Regions from separate parts of the Homo sapiens genome. Here all the other regions are linked to region 1. The links are chromatin loops, found by intact Hi-C in ENCODE. Cell type or tissue: PC-9. All regions are shown on one strand.

Region 1 (8,000 bases):
AATGTGATTCTATATCTACAAAATGCCACAGTCTTTGCCCAAAAGCTCCTTGAGCTGATAAACAAATTCAGCAAAGTCTCAGGATACAAAATAATGTACAAAAATCAGTAGCATTCCTGCATAACAACAACATCCAAGCCAAGAGAAAAATCAGGGACACAATTCCATTTACAATTGCCACAAAAAGAATAAAATACCTAGGAATACAGCTAACCAGGGATGTTAAAGACCTCTACAATGAGAATTACAAAACACTGCTGAAAGAAATCAGAGATGACACAAACAAATGGAAGAACATTCCATGCTCATGGATAGGGAGAATCAATATCATTAAAATGGCCATACTACCCAAAGCAATTTGCAGATTCAATGCTATTTATCACACTACCAAAAGCATTCTCACAGAACTAAAAAAAAACTAAAGTTCATATGGAACCAAAAAACAGCCCAAATAGCCAAGGCAATACTAATCAAAAAGCTGAAGGCATCATGTTACCCGACTTCAAACTATACTACAGGGCTATAGTAACCAAAACAGCATGGTACTGATACAAAAACAGACACATAGACAAATGGAACAAAATAGAGAGTCCAGAAATAATGTCACACACCTATCACTAGCTGATCTTTGGCAAAGCTGACAAAAACAAGCAATAAGGAAAGGACTCCTTATTCAGTAAATGGTGCTTGGTTAACTGGCTAGCCATATGCAGAACATCAAAACTAGACAACTTTCTTACACCATACACAAAAATTAACTCAAGATGGATTAAAGACTTAAATGTAAAACCCAGTGGAAGAAAATCTAGGCAATATCATTCCAGACATAGGCACAGGCAAAGATTTCATGACAAAGATGCCAAAAGCAGTTGCAATAAAAGCAAAAATTAACAAATGGGATCTAATTAAACTAAAGATCTTCTGCACAGCAAAGGAAACTATCAAAAGAGTAAACAGACAACCTATGGAATGGAAGAAAATTTTTGCAAACTATGCTTCTGACAAAGGTCTAATATCCAGAATCTACAAGGAACTTAAACAAATTTAGAGGCAAAAACAAAATAACCCCATTAAAAAGTGGGCAAATAATATGAACAGACACTTTTAAAAAGAAGACATAAATTGGCCAACAAGCATATTAAAAAATGTTCAGCACCACTAACGCTTAGGCAAAACCACAATGAGATACCATCTTACACCCGTAAGTATGGCTCTTTAAAAAAAAAAAATCAAAAAGTAACAGATGCTGGAGGTTGAAGAGAAAAGGGAATGTTTAAACACTGCTGGTGGGAGTGTAATGTAGTTCAGCCATTGTAGAAAGCAGTGTGGCAATTCTGCAAAGAACGTAAAACAGAATCCCAGCGTCTCATTACTGGGTATTTACCCAGAGGAATATAAACCATTCTACCATAAAGAAAAATACATGTGTATGTTCACTGAAGCACTCTTCACAGCAGCAAAGAAATGGAATAAACATAAATGCCCATCAATGGTAGACTGGATAAAGAAAATGTGGTACACATACACCATGGAATACTCTGAAGCCATAGAAAAGAATGAGATCGGGGCCGGGCGCAGTGGCTCATGCCTGTAATCCCAGCACTTTGGGAGGCCAAGGCGGGCAAACTGCCTGAGGTCAGGAGTTCAAGATCAGCCTGGCCAACATGGTGAAACCCCGTCTCTACTGAAAATACAAAACTTAGCTGGGTGTGGTAGCGGGCACCTGTAATCCCAGCTACTCAGGAGGCTGAGGCAGGAGAATCACTTGAACCTGGGAGAGAGGTTGCAGTGAGCCAAGATCGTGCCACTGCACTCCAGCCTGGGTGACAGAGCGAGACTCCATCTCAAAAAAAAACAGAAAAGAAAAGGAAAGAAAAGAAAAGGAAAGAAAAAAGAAAAGAAAAGAAAAGAATGAAATCATTGTCCTTTGCAGCAATATGGTTGGAGCTGGAGACCATTATCCTTAGCAAACTAACGCAGAAACAGAAAACCAAATACCGCGTGTTCTCACTTATAAGTGGGAGCTAAATAACAAGAACACATGGATACAAAGAGGGGAACAACAGACACTGGGGCCTACTTTAGGGTAGAGGGTGGGAGGAGAAAGAGGACCAGGAAAAATACCTATCTGGTACTATGCTTAGTACCTGGGTGATGAAATAATCTGTACACCAAACCCCTGTGACACGAGTTTACCTATATAACAAACCTGCATATGCACCCCTAAACCTAAAACAAAAGTTAAAGGAAAAATGAATACATAAATAATAAAAAAGAAAAATATGCCACTTTCTTCTGGCCTCCGTGGTTTCTGATGAGAAATCCTTTGTCCTTTGAATTGTTTCTCCTTTTTTTTTTTCTATAGGTAAAGGTTTCATTTGTGTCTGGCTTCTTCAATACTTTATTTGTCTTTAGTTTTCATAAGTTTAATTATAATATATCTTGAAATGGATTTTGTTGAATTTCTTCTTGGGGTTCTCTCAGTTTCTCAAACCTGAAGGTTTATGTCTCTTGATAAATTTGGTAAGTTATCAGCCATAGTTTTCTTGAGTACTTTGTTAGCCCCATCCTATTTATCCACTCCTTTCAGGATTCTGATGATGTGAATGTTAATCTTTTGTTATAACCCCACAGGTCTCTGAGGCTCTGTCCATTTTATTCCATCTACTTTCTCTTTACTCTTCAGGTTGGGTAATTTCTATTATTATAACTTTCAGTACACCGATTCTTCCCTGGCATTTTCCATCTGCTATTTAAACCATCCATGGAGCTTTTTATTTCAGGTTTTGTATTTTTTCAGATTGTGGAAGACAAAGCAACTCTATCTTAAATGCTAACCTGCCATGTTGACTTCCAATCAATCCCTGTTCTGGAAATGCCCCTAAGATTTCTACTTTATCTAGTTGCCATAAATCCTGCCTTCAGGTCAAAACAATCTTGGCAATAAATCCTGCCCTTAGGCAGATCCACATAGCACTGTTGTCTTTCCCTGGAGGTCAGCTTTAACTATCCTACACATTCCTTCCATACAAAATATAAGCCCTAGTTCTGTGGGATAATGGCATGGGGACCCACCATCTTGTCTCACCATTGCCCACGACTATGACTTCTGTTCCTAAATCCCCATCAAATGTTTCTTTCTCAGAAACTGAATTTCTCAGCCTCTTTCTTGTGCCCCTCACCTTCCTTGGCATTTAGGGATAGGTTTGCATAGACCTGCCCACTGCATAACATGTGGCGAACTCTCTAGGAGCTGAGAGACCAAGAAATGGGGAAAGGAAATGAAGTATCTGTGTGGGAAATCCCAGGGTGGCCAGCCACTTCTATGTGGAGTGGTGTGACTCGCCTTTTAGACACTTGTACATGACTACAGGGATGCCCAGAAAATGCTGGCAGATTTAGAGTGATTATTAACTGATAGCCATCTATCAGACATCTTATCGCACTGTGGTGAAGAAGGGCAGAGAGCGGCTGCTGCAGTGAGTTGGCTGCTTCTGAAGGCTGCCCATTTGTTGACAAAAACCCAGCTAGCAGCAGAAGCAAAAGTAAAACAGCTTAAGTAGAAAGTACAATTAGGAAAAATATTTTTAAGAGCTCTATAGTCCAAAGTTGACTTAATTAGTAATATTTAGGCTGTATATGTATATGTACGTGTGTGTATATATATGAGAGAGTGAGAACAGAGCCCTTAAAACAAAACATATATGTCAAGTAAAACAATTCACTTGACCAAATTCTGTTTCTCTATTTACTTCTGTCTGTCCCTCCTTCCTCTTGACACCCTCCATCCACATAAAAGAACCTACAAAAATTTCTAATAGCCTGGGATCCTTTAAGGAAAACAGAAAAGATACCACAGAATCCTCTTTCGGAAGGATTCTCTGCTTTCCCTCTTGGAATCCCAAGAGTTAGAAGCAAAGAGATTCCTCTCAGGTCTAAAACTCTGCTTTCTTTTGTTTTGCATTACTAATCTCTTTGGCTTTTGGAGGTATTAGAGGTTACTTTGTACCCTGAGAGGACTTGACCTTGGTGTGTGAGTAATGACTGATGAGTCACCGGAGAGAACTGCAGTGTTAGAGGCGGCTGATGGCAGTTGTTTACAGTAAATAGTTATTACTACAGGGGGGCTGCTCATTTATTTGCACATTTAGATAAGAAAAGTATGGTTTGGGCATCCAGAGGCTATGGAAACATGTCCCACTGAGGGATAGGAGTCCATGGGGGATGGGCTGATCACAGAGTGAGCTGATTGCTGTCAGGCTGCCCACCAGCCTCAGGTGAATGCCATTGCAGTGAGGATGCCATGGAAGCATTGCACTGTCAAGTCTCTTGGCATTTTCCTTTTGGAGAATCAAGATTCAGTGTAAAAATGGGCTCCTTGATTGAGGGGCATCTAAGTGTTCTGACATGTTTATATATGTTATATGCATGTGATACATCATTACCAAAATATGTGAAAGAGCTCTAATTAATTACCTTAAAGAAAAAGTAAATGCTTAAATCACATATTTTATCAGAAAAATTGAACCTAACTCAAATGCCTTTTAGTTCACACGCCTTTACTAATCTTTGGTAATTAAAGATAGTTTTAAAATTATTTGTAAAATAAAATTGCAATTAATATATGTAATTTAAACTACTAGATCTAAGAGACACCATTCTACATACAGACTCTACAAAGAAAGTAAGATTTTTTTTTGGTGAAGAAGGTTATGAAAAAAATGAGGATGCGGTTTTTGCTAAAGGAAAAGTAATTTTGTCCAGTTTATAAAATGGTGGGGAATGAGGACCTTTGATTCCTTAGTGGCTACATAGTCACCCAAGGTATGGAGCTGCAATTGTGCTTTGCTCAGTTGCTAAAGGTAAAAGTTACCAGTGGAATTTAGAGATGGATCCAACTCTTAGGGAATTGTTTCCTTGGATCCATAAGGAATGCAAACTAATAAGAAAAACTGAAATATTCAATCTCTTTTTTATTGTTATCTATAATAGCTAAAATGAAATTAAATGAGAGAGTGCTGGGTTTGACCTTGTTGCTAAACCAAGGTGGGATTTCAGTGAGTTTGAGCTTCCTTTACTAGCCTCAAAGCTGATCCCCCCAGAGCAAAATTATGCGGGAACAACAGAAAGTACCTCTGAGACCTGCAGTTACCAAGAAGGCAGCCAGTGTAGTGGAAGAACAAAACCAAGTAACTATTGAAGCCAGAGGGTATAGTGCTAGAGCAAATGAATTGTTCCACTTTGTAGATTGGTATCATCAGCTTCCTGAAGAACCTTTACTAAAATCAATTATGAGAGTAACTAATTTAGGGGTAGTATCTTTGCTTTTAAATCCTTCAGAGCGGAAGAGCATGTTTGGGTTGATGCAGGACCAGCAGCTCACTGTTGAACAATCAAAGACAGCTTAATGTGGTACAGACACAGGAGGCTATTCCCAAGGGAATAGCCAGCCTGCAGGACTGGATAAATGCCACTGTAAGGTTTGTTTACCCTGAGAAGGGTCTGCCTGACTCCACCTATAAATGCCAAGCGGAAAACCCCAGATGAAGTAGCTGAAATGCTTCCTATGCAATTCATGTGAGACTGCCTTCATGATGACTGGGATATTCGCCTACTGAATATGCCCATTACCCAAGTCACGGTAAATGCTATGGTTAAGGGGGCCCTATTTTCACGAGCACTTCATATAATCTTGTTACTACAAAACCAAAAGACTATCAGAAAAGCCTTGTCAAATTTTTTGTCTCAGCTTCCTCTTGTGGATGTTACAGATCCTAATAAATACATTAGGTTAATTAACAAGAGAATTAGGAAAGGCAAAAGGGAAAGTCAAATAACTCATCACAGCAAGGTGGAAATCTTTAGATGGTTGTTACAAAATGGAACAAATAAAATAGGAGTTGATGGGTTTAAAACAAAGGTCTTAATACAACATTATGGAAGGTTGGGTGGACCACAGGAAGCCCCTGCTCATCCCCTAACACTATAGGGCCCCAAACTAGTTTTCTGTATTTACCCCAGACTGGAGAATTAAAAAAAAAAAAAAAAAATCAGAAGGCAAAGAATACAATGAGAAAGCTGACCAACAATTGCTTGGGGGCAAATGTTGACGTAGATTAATCAAGGTAAAAATTGACAAAAGAGCCCGAGTTCCCTGGCTGAACCACATCTGGGAACCCAAAGACTTTTTTACAAGCGCCAGTAAATGGTCTGGTAGTGAAGAAGTGAAGTTCCTAAGACTAGAATATAAAAATGTAAGAGCTGCCGGGCGCAGTGGCTCACGCCTGTAATCCCAGCACTTTGGGAGGCCGAGGCGGGTGGATCACGAGGTCAGGAGATCAAGACCAGCCTGGCGAACACGGTGAAACCCCGTCTGTACTAAAAATGCAAAAAATTAGCCGGGCGTGGTGGCGGGCGCCTGTAGTCCCAGCTACTCGGGAGGCTGAGGCAGGAGAATGGCGTGAACCCGGGAGGCGGAGCTTGCAGTGAGTTGAGATTGCGCCACTGCACTCCAGCCTGGGAGACAGCGAGACTCCGTCCCAAAAAAAAAAAAAAAAGTAAGAGCTGAAGAGCTGATAGGCTTATGGAAGTTGGAATATTTAAGCAGGCTTTATGTATAGTAGTTTTGTCTCTTTTATCTAAATATTTTATGAGAATGAACATTGTGTCTAACTGGGAAATATTTCTCCTACCTAGTACTGCAGAACAGAGGGCATGTAAACCCTTCTTTTGAGCAATATTAATTGTACTGCTAAATGGGAACCTGTAAGATTTCCCAAGCCCACAAAGCATAGAGTAGAAGCTGCAGTGCTGGTAGGAACAAATTCTCCACCTGATAGCCCTTTGTGCAGTGTTTATTGGGGCTTATGAGAAAAACTTGTAAGCCCTTTTCAACAATGACTACTGGCACTTTGGACTAGAGAATTTCCACTTGAGGGGAATTAACTGCCTTGTTATGAGATGTTAATTAAAGCTACCCCGTGACTGAAGATATAAAAGATCCTGACACCTGAAATACCCATGTTATCTCAGATGATGTCATAGAAACCTCTAATGGGGATAGCAGTACCCAGAAGAGTTTCATAATAAAATGGAAATGATTTATATAGGATCACGCTGAAGAGGCTATGTTGTCTCAGGTATAAACCTGGGGTTCGTTGTCATGCACCAGAAAAGTTAGAACACAGACACACATGAGGAGTTTAGGAGTGGAGGTTTAATAGGAAGAAGAGAAGAGAATGAGAAACAGCTCTCTCCACAGAGAGAGGGATCTTCAAGTGGAAAAGACCAGCTGGTGGCAAATGCCTGGAATTTTATAGCATAGTTTGAGGAGGTGGTGTCTAATTTACATAGGGCTTATAGATTGGTTCAATCAGGTATGACGTTTACATAGCACGGTGAAGGTGGGTTGCCCTACCCTGAACTTATTATGCAAATGGGCTTTCCGGTTGATTGCTGCCATGTTGTCTGTTCTTTACAGTACACGTGGCTGGCAAAGAGAAGGGAAGATGGAGCCACCATCTTGAACATGTCTAGTCCCTAGTTCCTGCTGGCATTCACCTGTGCAAGCTCTCAGCTTGCTTGTCTATGTCTGCAGCTTGACTTTACAGGCTCCTCTTTGCTAGAAAATGATTTGGGGCTGCTTTTCATTAAAAAGAAAAGCCTTACTGAGTGCTCCCATACCCTTACTATCTGCCTAAGTGATTTCTTCTTAACTCCTATATCAATGCTACCTGGCAAGAGCAAAGAAGAGATACTCACAAACAGGGAGCCTCTTTTTCTCCCTGCTTGTGTCTAGTACCAAGATGAACAGACAACATCCTAATTGGAAGGCTACTACTCTGATTAAAGAGGAGTCAAGAAAACCTTGTTTTCTTTTGAGCTATTTAGAGTTTACAATGATTGAGTGAAGGATACTTTTGTGAGCAAAATTTACCTTTCTCTCGACCTGAGTTCTCCAAAATTTGGAAACTATTCATGAGTATTCTTCTGTCATGGCA
Region 2 (8,000 bases), 150 kb before region 1:
ATGGCTTGTAGGTCAGGCAAGGATCTTAGGATGCAGCTTCTTGACCTTGGACCAAAGGATCACAGCTTCATCTGGTATTACAGGGGAGTTAGAGATAGGACGTTAAGCCTGACAATATTGTCTGCTTTCAAATTGCTAGACATACTGGATTTAAGACTACAGAAGGCCAGGAGCAATGGCTCACGCCTGTAATCCCAGCACTTTGGGAGGCCAAGGCAGGTGGATCACCTAAGGTCAGGAGTTTGAGACCTGCCTGGCCAGTATGGCAAAACCCCATCTCTACTAAAAATACAAAAAAATTAGCCTGGTGTGGTGGCACATGCCTGTAGTTCCAGCTGCTTGGGAAGCTGAGGCAGGAGAATCACTTGAACCCGGGAGGCAGAGGTTGCAGTGAGCCAAGATCACGCCACTGCACTCCAGCCTGGGTAACAGAGCGAGATGCCATCTCAAAAAAAAAAAAGACTACAGAAAGAGTTGTGGCCGGAGTGTGTGTGCCTTGACCATGGGTTCAAAAAAACTGCATATTACATCTATTCAAGTTGACTTTGGATTTGGTATTTACCTGAATTCTAATGATGCCTTTAGATTTCAGATACCCACATTGAGTCTTCACCCTTGGAAAGATGGTAAGTTTTATTTTACAAAATTAATAAAAACAAATGAGTCTATTAAAAAGGTAACATGCTACCTTCTTGGGATAAGAGAAAGAAGCATTTTAAGGAAATTCTTGCAGACAAAAAGATTCTGGGTAATTTACAAAACCTATGCCTGCAACTTTAAGATCAGTCATAGTATTAAGTAGTAAAAAAGGCTTTGAAAAGTCATACTTTAGTTTGTGTCAGAATGAGGAAAGATGGATTGTTTAAACTGAAGAAGAAAAAGCTATTCTTAAAAGAAACATTAAAATTTTGTAATCTAGACAGATATTAAGGGGAAAATTAGATCTTAAAGGCCATAATAGATTGAAATAAAATGGAAAGTCGATCTGCCCAGGTTTAACTCCTCTTAAAGAAGCATCAGAAGAAAAGAGGGTTCTCTTAGCTCTTAAGAGGTTTGAAACAGTCGACAGAGCTCAAGAGAATTTCAGAGGAAGGGAGATAAATTATTGGAGCATATTGAAGTTTCTCCACGACAGAGTATCAGGATCCAAGTTCCTAAGAAGAGGTGTCTTCAAAAACATGCTGATGGAAGAATCATAGCAACAGCCACTAGGAACCTCTGCTTAAAGATTGGGACAGCCCTTTAGCTACAGAAAATCTAGGCAGACTTAAAAGGACAAGATCTGGAAGACTAGCACAAAACAAAAACACATTTAAAAAGTAAGTTTTAAAGTGACATGGCCATTGGAAGTAGAGATAAAGTATTGCCTGTACTTTTAGGTGTAATGATACCTACAAATGCCTCTGCATACCAGACAAAAGCAATCTGTGGGTCCCCATTGACATTTTTGCAACCCTGGGATTAAGTCAGAAATACAATATTCTAGATCCTGTCAAGTTTTGCTGTTATTTTAACTAAAACATAGTTTTAGGCTCACAAAAGAAGAATATCTATTTTCTCATTATAAAAATAATGTTGGCTGGGTGTGGTGGCTCACACCCATAATCCCGACACTTTGGGAGGCCGAGGCACGAGGATGGCTTGAGCCCAGGAGTTTAAGACCAGCCTGAGCAACATAGTGAGACCCCCATCTTAAATCAGTCAGGTGTAGTAGTACATACCTGTGGTCCCAGCTGCTCAGAAGGCTGGGCAGGGGGATTGCTTGAGCCCAAGAAGTCGAAGTTGCAGTGAGCTGTGATGGTGCCACTGCACTCTGACCTGGGCAGCAGAGCAAGAAAGAACCTGTCTCAAAATTATTAATAATAATAATGCCAAACTTTAGATAGTAAGCATTCACTTGCCCTTAAAAGATAACAAATAATGAGTTCTATAAACAAGAAACTGTGATTGTAAAACTAACAAATAGCCCACCTTTATGGGGAATCAGAGGATTCAGAGAAACTGAATAGATCTGTTAGGAAAAATAAACCTGATTTGGGCTTTATTGAAACACCAAATAAAATAAGCATGTCTATGGAACAAAAGCACTCTCAGCAAATGTTTTCCCAAGGTGAAAAATTCTAAACAGGAAATTTATCAGTTTCTGAGAGTTGAAATGTTTAACCTCAGGCATCTTTTAGAGAAAGCAAAATTTACATGAATAGTACAGGAACAGCTGGTGGGTCTCCTGACCACTACTTTCACTCCCCATGTGCATTTCTCTTAAAAGTGTCCTAGGTTATTATCTATGACCAAACCGAAGAAGTCATTCGTTTATTCTTTTATTCATGAATCTATCACAAGTCTAATGAATAAGGCCCACTTATATAGTCTACCAGTGGAGGGAGGCAAATAACTGGTGATTATGGTATAACCTCTGGTGGGTCCATAAATAGACTAGATCTGAGGTTCCTAGAAACTTAATAGTGGTGCTGCAGCCAGTTACAACCGTGGTCAAATACTGGGGTGTACCTTTTAAGCAATCCTCACATGTTGAGCATTAGTTACTATTAATATGTTGTTCCCTGGGAGATCTATAAATGGCACCCTACACACATGAGAGTAGCAGTTGGTACTAGTGAAGAGTAAATATCTTTTGATTTTTCCTTTCATGTTTCAGCTGTTGCAAAAATAACAATCATCAACTAGTGGCAAACCACAGTTGACATGTGGGAAATCAAAAGGGAACCTGCCAAGATAATCTTTGTTCTCTTGTTCAGTCCACAACTACTGGGCAATATATTCAAAAAAGGATGCATGAGATACTACACAGACAGGAGAGGACCTCTGAGCCAGCATGAACCCAATCCATCAGGGCTGCCCCTGGGCTTTGCCTCATGTGCCATCTCCAAATCAGCTGTAATATGTTTTCTTACCAGCAACATCAGTCCTGAAATTCTTAACCTGACCTGCCCACAAAGGCACCTGTTTAGACCCTTCTGGTTTCTCTCTCTGTGGACTTGCCTCAACATTTACCCCTGTCACCCTGCACTTCTAATCTGGCTCTTCTTTGGATGCCCCTCCCTGGCCACAGCTCTGTCTTGGGCCAGTCCTCTGTGGGGGCTCTCAGATTTCTGGAACCCTCACTTTCAGCATAGCCCCCTGCAGAAATGATTGAACACTGGGTCAGAAGCATAGCCTAGTAGATAGAATAGATTTCCTAATCCTATGGAGGAAAAACAGGCAAAATAAGTAACTTACAGAAGACAAATTGACTTTTTATCAGACAATAAATATTACCGGCAGCACCACATAATTGTGAACTCATTTGCAAAAGCAAAACAGTTGACAAGCACCAGCATGGATTATAGCTCTGATGTTTTTCCACAGATATATTTGGACTATTACGTTATGTTCACTTTTTTAAAAGATTCTGCCAAATTATAGTATAGACAAGACATTAATGTCTAATATTAGAAGATATAGCCAAGGGAATAAGTGGTAATAAAATTTGATAGCATGTTTATTACTGATGCAAAGAAACACTTGTGTTTATTCCAGAAATTTCTCCACATGGTTGTGATACAGCTGCTTTATGGGGCTGTATTCAATGATGATTGCAACATATGCTGGAAGCAGCCTGCCTGCCATAGAGACAATATCAGCTTTACAGTTAAATGAACCCATGTTTGATTTCATCTTAGCAACTGCAGAGCTTCGTGACCTTGAGCAAGCTCCTTAGCCTTGCTGGTATTTAGCTGAGTCATACATCGATGCTTTTGCCATCTTCATAAAATCCTTGTATTAAAGTTACCCCTTTAAAACACTGAACTCTGATCTTTTTTTTCTCTTCACAGTCACATTTGTAATTATAGCTTGTTTAGTGTTTATTTTTTTTACTATGTTACAAATTCCATAATATCAGGAACTATGCATGTGTATATCACCAAGGTATATCCAACACCTAGAATGTATAGAACCCCTAATATATCATTTAAATAAATACATGAATACCTAAGCATGAAAAAGATTATAATTTGGTAATTTAGCATAGGTAGAAAGATGATTCCCTCAAACAAATCCTGGGGGTACTTTGTCTCTGGGATGGATATATACATGGGATTTAATACTGTTGACCAATTTGGGGAAGTTCATTGGCAGGGTCAGACTAATGTCATACTCAATGTAAACCTCTCAGAATACACCAGAGATAGAAATTTATACTTAAACTCCAGCATGCCCCAGATATGACTCATCAGTGGGCTTTATTTTAATATTTCCTCTTTGGCTAAATTGCAGCCCCTATCCTAATCTTTGGTCATTATTTGCAGGCACATAAGCCTTTTTGATCTAAGTGCTGAAAGACCACATTAATGAGACTACACGCTTCTTGGGTTTTTAATTATTTATCAATTTATGATGTGAGAAAATCTCTCAAAGATAGAAGATAGAAACCTACATAACATTGAGTAGGAGGGCCTTGAATCGTGGGTTTAAATCCTAGCACATCTATTTGCTAGCAGATGGACAGTTAACTTCTCTAAACCATAGTTTTCACATCTGTAAAATGAAGATAAAATCAATACCACTTCATAGCAATGTCATGAGAAATAAATAAAATAATGCCTATAAAGTCCTTAACCTGATACCTGGCACCTGCAATAAATATTAGCTATTTATTATTATTGATTCTTTTTTCCCTATACTGAAGGTAACCTTCTTTAAAATATTTTAAAATTAATACTCAGTCATCAAACAATTGTTGAGTGGCTGCTATACAAACAAAGTCTAGGATGTAGAAAATACTAAAACACTTTTTAAAAGAGTAAAATTCCTATTACGTGAATTAATAAAATTGGCAATGAAGTATAACAGGTGAAATTCCATTCAAGGCTATATCACCTATAAAGCTATTCCAAAATAGAAACAATTTTTAAGTAAGACTTTAATATATCTTCAGGTTATTTTATCTCAACTTTCTAAATTAAAGCCACTTTGAAAATATAAGAAGTGTTTATATTTTGCTACTATGCCTAAATTTTGAGAAATCTATAAAAATAACCCTTTTTTGATATATTTTCATTAACCTGATACATGGCACCTGCAATAAATATTAGCTATTTATTACTATTGATTCTCTTTTCCTTATACTGAAAGTAACCTTCTTTAAAATATTTTAAAATTAACACTCAGTCATCAAACAATTGTTGAGTGGCTACTATACAAGCAAAGTCCAGGATGTAGAAAATATTAAAACACTTTTTAAAAGAGTAAAATTCCTATTGTGTGAATAAAATTGGCAATGAAGTATAACAGGTGAAATTCCATTCAAAGTCTATATCACCTAAAAACTATTCCAAAATAGAAAATATTCCAAAATTCAAATTTTTAAATAAGACTTTAATATAGCTTCAGGTTATTTTATCTTGACTTTCTAAAGAAAAGCCACTTTGAAAATGTGAGAAGTGTTTACATTTTGCTACAATGCTTAAATTTTGAGGAATCTATAAAAAGAACCCTTTTTTCATATATTCTCATTATTTTACCAAGCAGATTTTTCTCTACTGTACTTAGGTGCTTTTTTTTTTTTTTTTTTTTTTTTGGCATTTTGGACGTGTTTCCTAAGTTGTCCAGCTGCTATTTAGGCTTTCATATTTTTTATTGTACAGAAAGAAAAACGGACAAAACACAGAAAAGTAAAAGAAATAACTTTAGAATGTCCATTTGCCTACTTTTTTTCTGTTTTCAGTAGCAAAGTATTCTGGGTAAATAGAAATCGCTAGTGCCAACATATTCCATTTTCCACTCTTGACAAACATACACAGAATCTCTAATATGTACCAGGCCCTGTGCCAGTACTTAACAAGGACAAATGACTCCTTTCTCAATGAAGGCAGTAGAGAGATTAGCTAAAAGAAAAGGTTCTAGAATCAGACTGACCAGGTACAGACACTCAGTGACTGTGACTTGTAAAGCTTCTTCACAGAGACTGTCCATGGACTTAGGGATCAGGCAGAACCGAGTTACAATTCCAGAGTTTCCATTTAATGGAAAGATCTGAAATATATAATCAGCATTTCTGAGTCTCTGTTTTCTCACTTTTAAAATAAGGGTCAACAATCTCATTTTGAAAACTGTGAAGCTGAAATGCAATACACATCTGCAATGTGTTAGCTCAGTGCCTAGGTCATGTAATGCTATGCTAGGTCCCTTCTGTATCTGTGCCTTTTCTTCCAGACATACCTTTGGAAAAAATATAAATAATTGGGTAAAAAATAAATTTCAGTCAGAAATTAGGGGTTACTGCTGGCATATACCGTTCTTTTGAAAGGACAGAATGTATTGCTGTGACTAAAAGTCACAAACATAGGCTGAGAACTCACAATCAAAATCTCTGATAGTAGTTGTTGGTGAGAAATTTAGGATTTTATCAGCACCATAGACTCAATGACTCAAGAAAGCAAAAAAGATGATTAGTTATATACCATCCTGCAAAATGCCATGTAGTACTTGTTACAGCAAGAGTTGAATGTTGGTTTCAAACAGATCAAATTGTTCACCATCTGTTCATAGAAAGATAAAGCCCCTCTTCCTGTAAAATAGATCAACAAGGATTCGAAGAAAAAATAATTGTCTCAAATTTCAGCATCAAGTGACTGTCCTTATGTAACCAAAAATTACACACAGGGAACAAATAAAAGATCAGCCAGTAAAATAGAACAATATAAATTTTGAAATCCCTTTCTGCATATCTTGGAAACATTTCACTTGTGTTTTATGGAAGACTGTAAAGTAACAGTGAAAAACATATTTAATAGAGTGCCAGATAGTTCAAGTTTTACTATTTTAAGACTTCAATCTTCAACATGCTGTTTTTATACTGTTTATCCAAACTTTAAAATCTTTTCAGGCCTTAATTGCTTTTGTACTATGCATATAGAATTAAATTTCTGTATAATATTTTATATACTTATATTTTAAATATAAGTAATCAACTTATATTTTAAATATAAGTAATCAACTTATATTTAAAAACAGTAAACAATTAGAAAGCAAAAGACAAAACCCAGAGAATCTAAAAAAATCTACAGTCTATTAGAATTAACAGTAAATTTGGCAAAAATACTTTGATACAAGATAAATACCAAATCAATTTTATTCTAAGGAAAAAAGTAGAAAATTAAATTCCATAAATTATATAATTCAATATAATTCATCAAAACACAAGCACCGAGAAATCAGTCCAACAGATGTGTAATATCATTACACTGAAAAGTACAAGGCATTTCTTAGAGGAAGTAAAGAACACCTAAATAAATAGAAGGATATATAAATTCATGGTTATGAAGACTCATGTTGGAATGAAGTAAATTATCCTCAAATTAATCTAGAGACTCTAAGAAGTTCCAATCAAAATCCTCAGCTAGTTATTTTTAGTTGACAAGCTGATTCTAATATTTATGTAAAAATGCAAAGAGCCAAAAGTATCAAGGACAGTCTTGAAGATAAATATCTAAGTGTAATTTAAAAGACTTATCACATGTCAGGAATTGCAATAAAGCTACAGTAATTAAGTAATTAAGATAGGGTGTTATCAGTGCAAAGACAGACAAAAATACTAGTGAAACAATATTCTAGAAGCAGACAAATATATAAGTATTTGTTTTAAATCAAATAATGTATTACAGAGCAATGAGAGAAGGATGGTCTTTTCAAAAAATATATGCTGGATCAATTGTATCCCCATATGGAAAAATTCATTTTGATGCCTAACTTACAATATGCACAAAAATAAATACCATAAAGATCATTGATGTAAATGTGAAAGGAAAAATAATAATGGTTTTGAAAGAAAATGATGAGACTATATTCATGACTTGGGGATAGACTGTTTTCTTGAACAGGAAACAAAAAGCATTTACCAAAAAGAAAAAAATTATAAATTAGATTATGTTAAAATTAAGAAATTTTGTCCATTAAATGATTCCATTCAAAGATTGGAAAGGTAACACAAAGAATGG
Region 3 (8,000 bases), 210 kb before region 1:
TGCTTTATTTTTTGTTTCTAGAGTTAGTAGTAGGTTACGATATTCCTGTCTTTTCTGTTGATACTGTTTATAAGTACTTCGTTGACTTTAGGTTTTAAGCACTCTAGAGCTTATAAAATGATGTAAGTGGTGGGGTAGAGGATGCATGTGGGTGTGGCTACTTCCAGTAGAACATGCACAGAAGGCATCTCTGATGATGTGACATTTGAGCTATGAACTACAGATTGAGAATGAGCTGGCCATATGCAGAGAGAGAGGGGACAGGGAATGCAAAGACCTCAAAGGTCTTTTCTGTCTGAGCAACAGAAAAACCCCAGCATAGCTGAGCAATCTGTGTCTATGTGGAGAAATTGGCAGAGATCTGCTCTAAAGGAAGCCTCAATCACCACAGTTCTTGTACCTGGACTATTAGAGTGGCCTCTATCACAAGTGACCCACTGTCATGAACCCAGGGACCTACTAGCACAGAGTGCAGTCTGTGGTATGAAAAAAAATTTGACTTCAAAATCAGAGCCAAAGGAAGTACAAAGCAAGATTTGTTGATTCTTTATGAGATCACATGGACACAGGAAGGGGAACATCACACTCTGGGGACTGTTGTGGGGTGGGGGGAGGGGGGAGGGATAGCATTGGGAGATATACCTAATGCTAGATGACGAGTTAGTGGGTGTAGCGCACCAGCATGGCACATGTATACGTATGTAACTAACCTGCACAATGTGCACATGTACCCTAAAACTTAAAGTATAATAATAAAAAAAAAAACATACACACCCACAAAAAAATGAGAGAATATTTTTCCCAGTTAATGCAATAAGATGCATGCCATATCACATCACTCCATGAGAAATAATTTAGAATGAGAAACAAAAAGGGTACCCACACTGGCATTTACAGGAAAATTCTCCATAACAACTTTTGTTAACAAGTGCATTATAGAAACTTACTATGAAATATAGCGTAATTGAATACTTCTAAGAAATACAAAAACTATAATCTTTCTTGGTGGAAAGGTAAATAGGATTGTATAGCAAAGCACTCTGATGCTTGTAGCTATGCATAATTGACATGTGTGAAAAGGTGTCAGTGTGTGTGGTGTGTGTGTTATGAGAGTGTGTGTAGGTATAGGTGTGTTTCATAGACATCTCAGAAGAAACTTCCACAAGGTCTCACTAATCTGTTCCCTAGCTTTTGAATTCTATCAGCCAGAGACTCTTTGCAGTGTGCAGCTGATATCACTCATCAAGCTAGAACCCAGCAATGAATTTGTTTAATTAAGGTGAGAACATTGTGTGCAATGGTCATGCTTAATCTCATAAATCAAAGGACTACTCATGATACTCTTTAGATTTTAAAGCAGAGTGTTTTCTCCAAGAACAGTGGCTAAACATAGACTAAATACCGATGGGAGAGTGACGAAACCCTGTCCGGAGTGCATTAGGAGTGGTAAATTGTACTGTTCCAAAGCAAGTTTTCTTGGGAACACAACAGGGACCCTGAAACTGGATTTCCAGGCCTCTCAGGCAGGGTCAACCCTTTTGATTGAATCACTTTTGAGCGGGATCTTCAGAGTGAGTAATGCTGAACATAAACCTGGAGCTCAGGGAGATGTACAGTCAGTTAAGGCAGGAATCAAGTTAGGTGTGAGGAACAAGCCCACATGTTGAGTTTAAGATGGACTAGCAAGACACGTTGACAGAAGCTATGACTAACAGCCCATATGAGGACTGTTTTCTTATCTGTTTGTTTATTTTGGCTGTGATGGTTAGTATTAGGTGTCAACTTGATTGGATTGAAAGATGCCTAAATAGCTGGTAAAGTATTGTTTCTGGGTGTGTCTGTGAGAGCGTTGCCAGAGAAGATTAACGTTTGAGCCAGTGGATGGGGGGAGGATCCACCTTCAATGTGAGCGGGCACCATCCAATCAGCTGTCAGTGAAGCTAGAACAAAGCAAGCAGAAGACGGTGGGATAAACGGGCTCGCTGAGTCTTCTGGCTTTCATCTTTCTCCTGTGTTGGATGCTTCCATCTGTTCCTCCTGCCCTTGGATGTCAGACTCCAGGTTCTTCGGCCTTCGGACTCTTGGACTTACACGAGTTGTCTGCCAGGTGTTCTCAGACCTTCAGCCACAGACAGAGGCTACACTGTCAGTTTCCCTATTTTTGAGGTTTTTGGATTTGGACTGAACCACTACTGGCTTCTTTCTTCCTCAACTTGCATACTGCCTGTAGTGGGACTTCGCCTTGTGGTCATGTGAGCCAATTCTCCTTAATAAACTCCCTTTCATATATACGTGTATCCTATTAGTTCTGTCCCCCTGGAGAACCCTGACTAACACATTGGCATATTGTATGTTTAGGGTATAGGTCTGCCAAGTTATGAGGGCCATGTAGTAACACATAGCAGATGTTGCCCTAAAAATTTAGGATATCAAAAGCCTGATAATTTCTCAATATCTGCTAATATAAAACATAATACTCATATACAGTTTTTAAAATTATAGTCATAGTCAACTTCTGAAAATAGTACCCACTACCTCCAGGTCCCATACTAGGCTATGGAGGTGCTCAGTTTTCTCAGCCTCTGTGATTACGATAGGACACCTGGCCCTACTCACACCAGTGAAAGTCCTTGAGCTGGATCTCTGGGAAAGGGGGAGAGGGACCTTTGAAATACAAAGCCAAGACTATCAGAAGCTCCTGTTATTCTTGGGAGACATTTCTACTGGAGAAGCAAACGAGACCTTCACAGAGCAAAGAAGAGAAATGAAAGATAGAAAAGGAGAATGAGAATTACTGGAGCATTTCAGCCCTGGAACAGGCCATTCCTGAGATCATTTGCAACATGCCAACATTAGTTACACAAACCAATAATTGTGCTATTTTACTTGTTTCTTTGCTTGAGTTTTCCTGAAATCAGAGCCTGAGATAAGGGCTCCCAGGTATTTTAATTGGAAAGTAATCCCAGGGAACAGGAGTGCAGGATAAGAGGTGGAGTGGGGAAGGAGAGGAAGGGGTAAAATTAGGATGCAGAATGAACCTGGCCTCCTCTATAGGAAACAGCCCATGCTCAATCCAGCCAAGAGCTTCTGAGTCACCTTATTAAGTGTTTTGCCAGACTGCCCACCTCTGAGCAGAAAGCAGGAAGCATTTATCCATTGGCTTCCTTCTCCATTGGTCAAGGGGTAGCCCCACCAGGCATTAATTTCCCTGGACTCCAAGTTGCACATGCAAGAGTATAGACATGGGCATCCCACACCATAGAGTTAAAGGAGCTTCAGGGCTAGAAGAGAGCATGCAGGTCACCAGAGGTGAGGCACCTTCTGAATGCACCTGGGTGAAATTGTCAGGCTCATGAAAACTGAAATAAGGGTAAATAACTTTGCAGTGACTCATGAGAGGTATCTGACAACCTTTGCAAACATAGGCCTCCTGGCCAATACAGTATGTGAACTTCTAGTTATTGTCAAAAAATTTATAACTAAAATAATTTAGTTTTCTTCAAATGCTGATCACAGAAAGAATCAATAGATTTCTGGCCTGGTGTATTACCATGTGTTAACATCCTTAAAACATTTATCTCCTGTCAACAGTTTCTTAAAGTAAAGAGAAAACAGACATTTGCACTCATTCTTGTAGGAGAAACATAATCTAGCTATTTTCTGTGCTGGACTGCAGTCTCTGCCCGCTAAGAATCAGACCTTGAGGATAGAAAAGAAATTACAAAAAAAAAAAAAAAAAACTGATATTGAACCCTGTACTTTTCCTAAGAAAACTCCTGCTTATATTGGCATTTTTCAAATTTTCAATTGGGAAATTTAGAGTTAGGAAATTATATTTCTGCTATTCTTTTAATATTAATGGACTACTTTATAAGCATGGAAAAAATTCGGACACAATGACATTTTAATAACTCATTTATATTTGATATTAGCTTACATTAAATTAGTGTAACAGCCATCATTACAAGTCAATCAGACCCTATCCAGTTATGAAAAATCTCAGTAATCTTCATAAATAATATGTACATAGGCATTATATATGTATGTATATATGTATATAGACATTTATGTAAAACATATTTATATGCATACATGTAGGTTTGTTTGTTTGTGTAAAATGTATGCAATATAAACCAAATGTCTTATCAGCCTTTGACAATAAATGCATATGTGAATTTCAATAGGCATCATTTTGATTTTATCTGCCAACCATAGCTGAGAGTCTCATTCCCCCAGAGACTACTGCACAGTTTTTAAACATGTTTTGCTTTTCAGTATATTTTCACTTTTTAACCTAATTCTTACTGGGCTCAATTGTCTACACATTGGGGATATAATGCCAGCTGCTCTCATGCTCTTAAGAAGGACCTTACTACTTTGTCCCAAGAACCTCCATGTGTTGGTCAGGCTTTTTCCTCAGTTCTCCATAGGACAGGATTTTTATTTTGAAGTTATGGAAAGGTCAAGGATGTAGAAAGGCAAATTCTATCCAGAGAATAATTTCTTCCATTTTCACCTAATAATACATCCCTTGGAGACCTTCTGCAATTAACATATTAAAATTTACTTGATTACTTTCCAGTTACTATATATGCACAGGGCATAGTTGCACATATGGAGCTGCTTCATTCATTTAAAAAGTACTGCCTTGCTACTAAATTGTATAGCATCATCATAATTGATTTAGTTTGTCACGTAATGATTGACATTAGATTACTTTAAGCTATTGCAAATAGCACTGCAATAAATGCCCTCTGTATACACAACTCTGTGTGTAAGATAAAGTTCTAGAAAGGCTATTGCCATGGCAGGATATGATTCGTGTGTGTGTGTGTGTATGACAGTTATATCAAAATCCCATCCAGAAATATTGTACCAGGTTATCCCCCACAAAGTTATTGTTACACATGGAGTAATACCTTAATACCTTTTGACATTTTCACAGTGTGATTAAAACTTAAATAGTAAAACTACAAAATAATAAAATGAAAATTCAACAGTTTGAGTGACTGGTAGAAGTGCTGAGATCTAACTGACAGCTATTGTCAGTTCAGATAAGATTTGGCTGACAAATTTGATGCCAAGTTTATGAAAACAACTTTTTCATGATATTCTGGGTCCTTTTAGATGGCTCTAATGGAGCTGAAGTCCACACAAGGGCTGTTCCTCTTTAAGTTCACCTGTACTCCTAGGGTACTGTTCATAGGACTCACATCCCAAAGTGGCAAGTGCTTTACCATGTTTCACCCTTTGGTAGGTCCTTGTCTTAGTCTGTTTGTGTTGCTATAACAAAATAACCAAGATGGGGCAATTTATAAAGAACAGAAATTTATTCTCTCTGGAGGCTGAGAAGTCCAAGAATAAGGCACCAGCAACTGGTGAGGGTGTTCTTACTGCATCCTCATATGGTGGAAGGCAAAAGGGAATGAACTTTGTGGGCTCACATTGCAGGAGAGTGGAAGAAAGAGAACCCGCTCTCAAAGCCCTTTTTATAGTGGTATTCATCCATTCATGAGGGTGGTGCACTCATGATCTAGACACCTCCCATTAGGCCCCACTTTCTAACACTGTTGCACTGGGGATTAAGTGTTCAACACATGAATGCTAGGGACACATTCAACCACAGCAGCCCTGGACTCTGACTTCTATTCTCTAAGTCACATGAAGTCACTAAATGCACACCATAGCCTCTCACTCACTTGGATCAGCAAACTCCCTTTGTTTAGAAGCAGCACTGAATTCTCTGTTTCCATCTTTCTTGAGTATCAGGTTAGAATTTTTCGCTGTCTCTTAGCACATTACATATAAATGTTTTTTAAAGTTTTGCCCAGCTTTCATTTTTTTTCCATGGGATATGGTTGAATTAACTAGTTTTTCATTACCATGTCCCCAAACTTTTCTTTAAAAAAGCATTTTCTAAATACTTGGTGTCTCTGGTACATAGAAAATAATTGGGATTTGCTTTGTAATCCAAATGTAAAATATTTTTCTGGTAATTAGTGACTAAAGCTCATTGATATGTGCTAATATGCATATCATGTCAACAAATATCTTAATTTTTACTTTTTTCTATATATGACATATATTAAAGTACTTTTATTATGTGTTCTGTTTTCTTTTTCAGTTTTATTACTTCTGATATTTAGAAGTTTGTACTTTTTGTTATTTATGTAGATATATTTAAAATTTTATTATTATTGTCCTCTTTATTAATTTAATAGCTACTAATTTCTGAGTATTAGCAACAATAAAGTCAACTTACATATATTATGCCTCCTCTTGTCCCTCTCCTCTACCAATCAATATTCAGATAGTGGGATGCTCATAATTCTAGTTGTTGATTCATTATTTACCACTATTTTAAGATTTGTTTTTTGATCACTGTACATCCTACATAGGTTTTAAAGTAAGTTACCATTGGAAGTTTTAGTAAATACATTTGATAATTCTTTGAAAAGAATTATAAAAACTACTGAAAGAAATGGTAGAAAAATCTAAGTAATTGTATATCTGTTGAAAACATTGAATTTTATTATTTACCACATGTAAGTAGTACATTTAGATTCCCATCTAATAGAGGGAGGAAATCAGAACACTTATTTGGCTCTCTCACTTATAAACCTGGTTATTTGTGGGAAGTCAGCTCTAGTCCAATTGTCACTGTTTTAAACTTTTATATTTTCTTTACCTTTGATATTCTATAGTTTCGATGTGATGTGTTTAGGTGTGGGCATTTTTATGTTTATCCTGTTGCTTGGAATTTATGCTTCTAGGATTTGTGGTTTTATCACTTTTGTCTGGAAAAGTTTCAGCCCATAGCTCTTCAAATATTGGCTCTTCCTTATTCTCTTTCTGTTCCCCTTTTGGAACTTGAGTTTCTTGTACACTTATTGTGTCCTTGATACCTTTGATTTTCTAATCTAAATTTAATTTTATTTTTTCTGTCTTTTATTATTTATTTCTTAAATTCAATTATATATATTAGTTCTCTTTGGTTCTTTTCAAACATGCTATTTAAAAAAAATTTATTTTTCACATTAATATTTTAACTTGGCTTTTACTATTTGAACTTGGCAAATATAAATATCCAACAAACAAATAGGAATCAACAGATAAATGAGGAGACAAGATACTATGTATGAAAAACAGCAAAAAGAAGGCTGTGAAACATTGTCCTGGAACTCATAGCCAGTTCCATAAGGCAAGAAAAATAAATAAAAGGCATAAATATTAAAAAGAAAGAAGCAAATGTTTTCAGGGAAGATATGATTTTAAACATAGAAAACACTATGGAATCATTGTAGGTTTGTTTATTAATCTCTATACATTCTACAGAGATTCAACAGTATAATAAAAAGTTAGTACTAGGTGTTTTGTGAATATATTTGACAATTCCTTGAAAAGCACCCTTATTAAAATGACTAAAAGAAATGATAACAAAATCTAAATAACCTTATATCTATTGAAAACATTGAATTTGTAATAATATAAAATTTTCCTATGATGCTTCATAGGGGAGTTCTATCAATAGTTAAGGCAGAAATAAAACCAATCTTATAGCAAACTCTTTCAAGAAATGAAGGGAGGCCAGGTGCCGTGGCTCACACTTGTAATCCCAGCACTTTGGGAGGCTGAGGCGGGAGGATCATGAGGTCAGGAGATTGAGACCATCCTGGCTAACATGGTGAAACCCCGTCTCTACTAAAAATACAAAAAAATTAGCCAGGTGTGTTGGCGGGTGCCTGTAGTCCCAGCTACTCTGGAGGCTGAGGCAGGAGAATGGCCTGCGGAGCTTGCAGTAAGCCTAGATAGCGCCACTGCAGTCCAGCCTGGGTGAAAGATCGAGATTCCGTCTCAAAAAAAAAAAAAAAAGAAATGAAGGGGAACATTTCCCAAACTCATTTTATGAAGACTGAACAGCCTTAATACTAAAATCTGACCCCAAAATTCCAAAAATAATAAGAATAATATTAAGGCCAGTGAATAGAAACACAAAATTC

The links. A loop is a pair of places that touch in the nucleus more often than their neighbours do. Peaks named below come from ENCODE experiments on the same cell type or tissue, not always from the same donor. Only the 100,000 strongest peaks of a DNase experiment are listed, where the experiment ranks them.
Region 2: it touches region 1 in a loop (3-fold over the local background); 3 of 110 quality-filtered maps call a loop at or near these places.
Region 3: it touches region 1 in a loop (2.8-fold over the local background); 3 of 110 quality-filtered maps call a loop at or near these places.

Annotation. Positions count from the first base shown.
Region 1 is chr3:36,359,018-36,367,017 of GRCh38, forward strand. The region is part of intron 2 of LOC124906227 (a long non-coding RNA gene); the gene reads right to left. Among named protein-coding and RNA genes, the nearest start is that of STAC, 17 kb to the right of the region's middle. In PC-9, no CTCF peak of the experiment used is centred here; DNase peaks (open chromatin) are centred at 3,384 and 4,054; H3K4me3 peaks cover 580 bases; H3K27ac peaks cover 2,096 bases.
Region 2 is chr3:36,208,819-36,216,818 of GRCh38, forward strand. No RefSeq gene overlaps it. Among named protein-coding and RNA genes, the nearest start is that of STAC, 170 kb to the right of the region's middle. In PC-9, no CTCF peak of the experiment used is centred here; no DNase peak of the experiment used is centred here.
Region 3 is chr3:36,146,423-36,154,422 of GRCh38, forward strand. No RefSeq gene overlaps it. Among named protein-coding and RNA genes, the nearest start is that of STAC, 230 kb to the right of the region's middle. In PC-9, no CTCF peak of the experiment used is centred here; DNase peaks (open chromatin) are centred at 1,709 and 3,269; H3K27ac peaks cover 1,398 bases.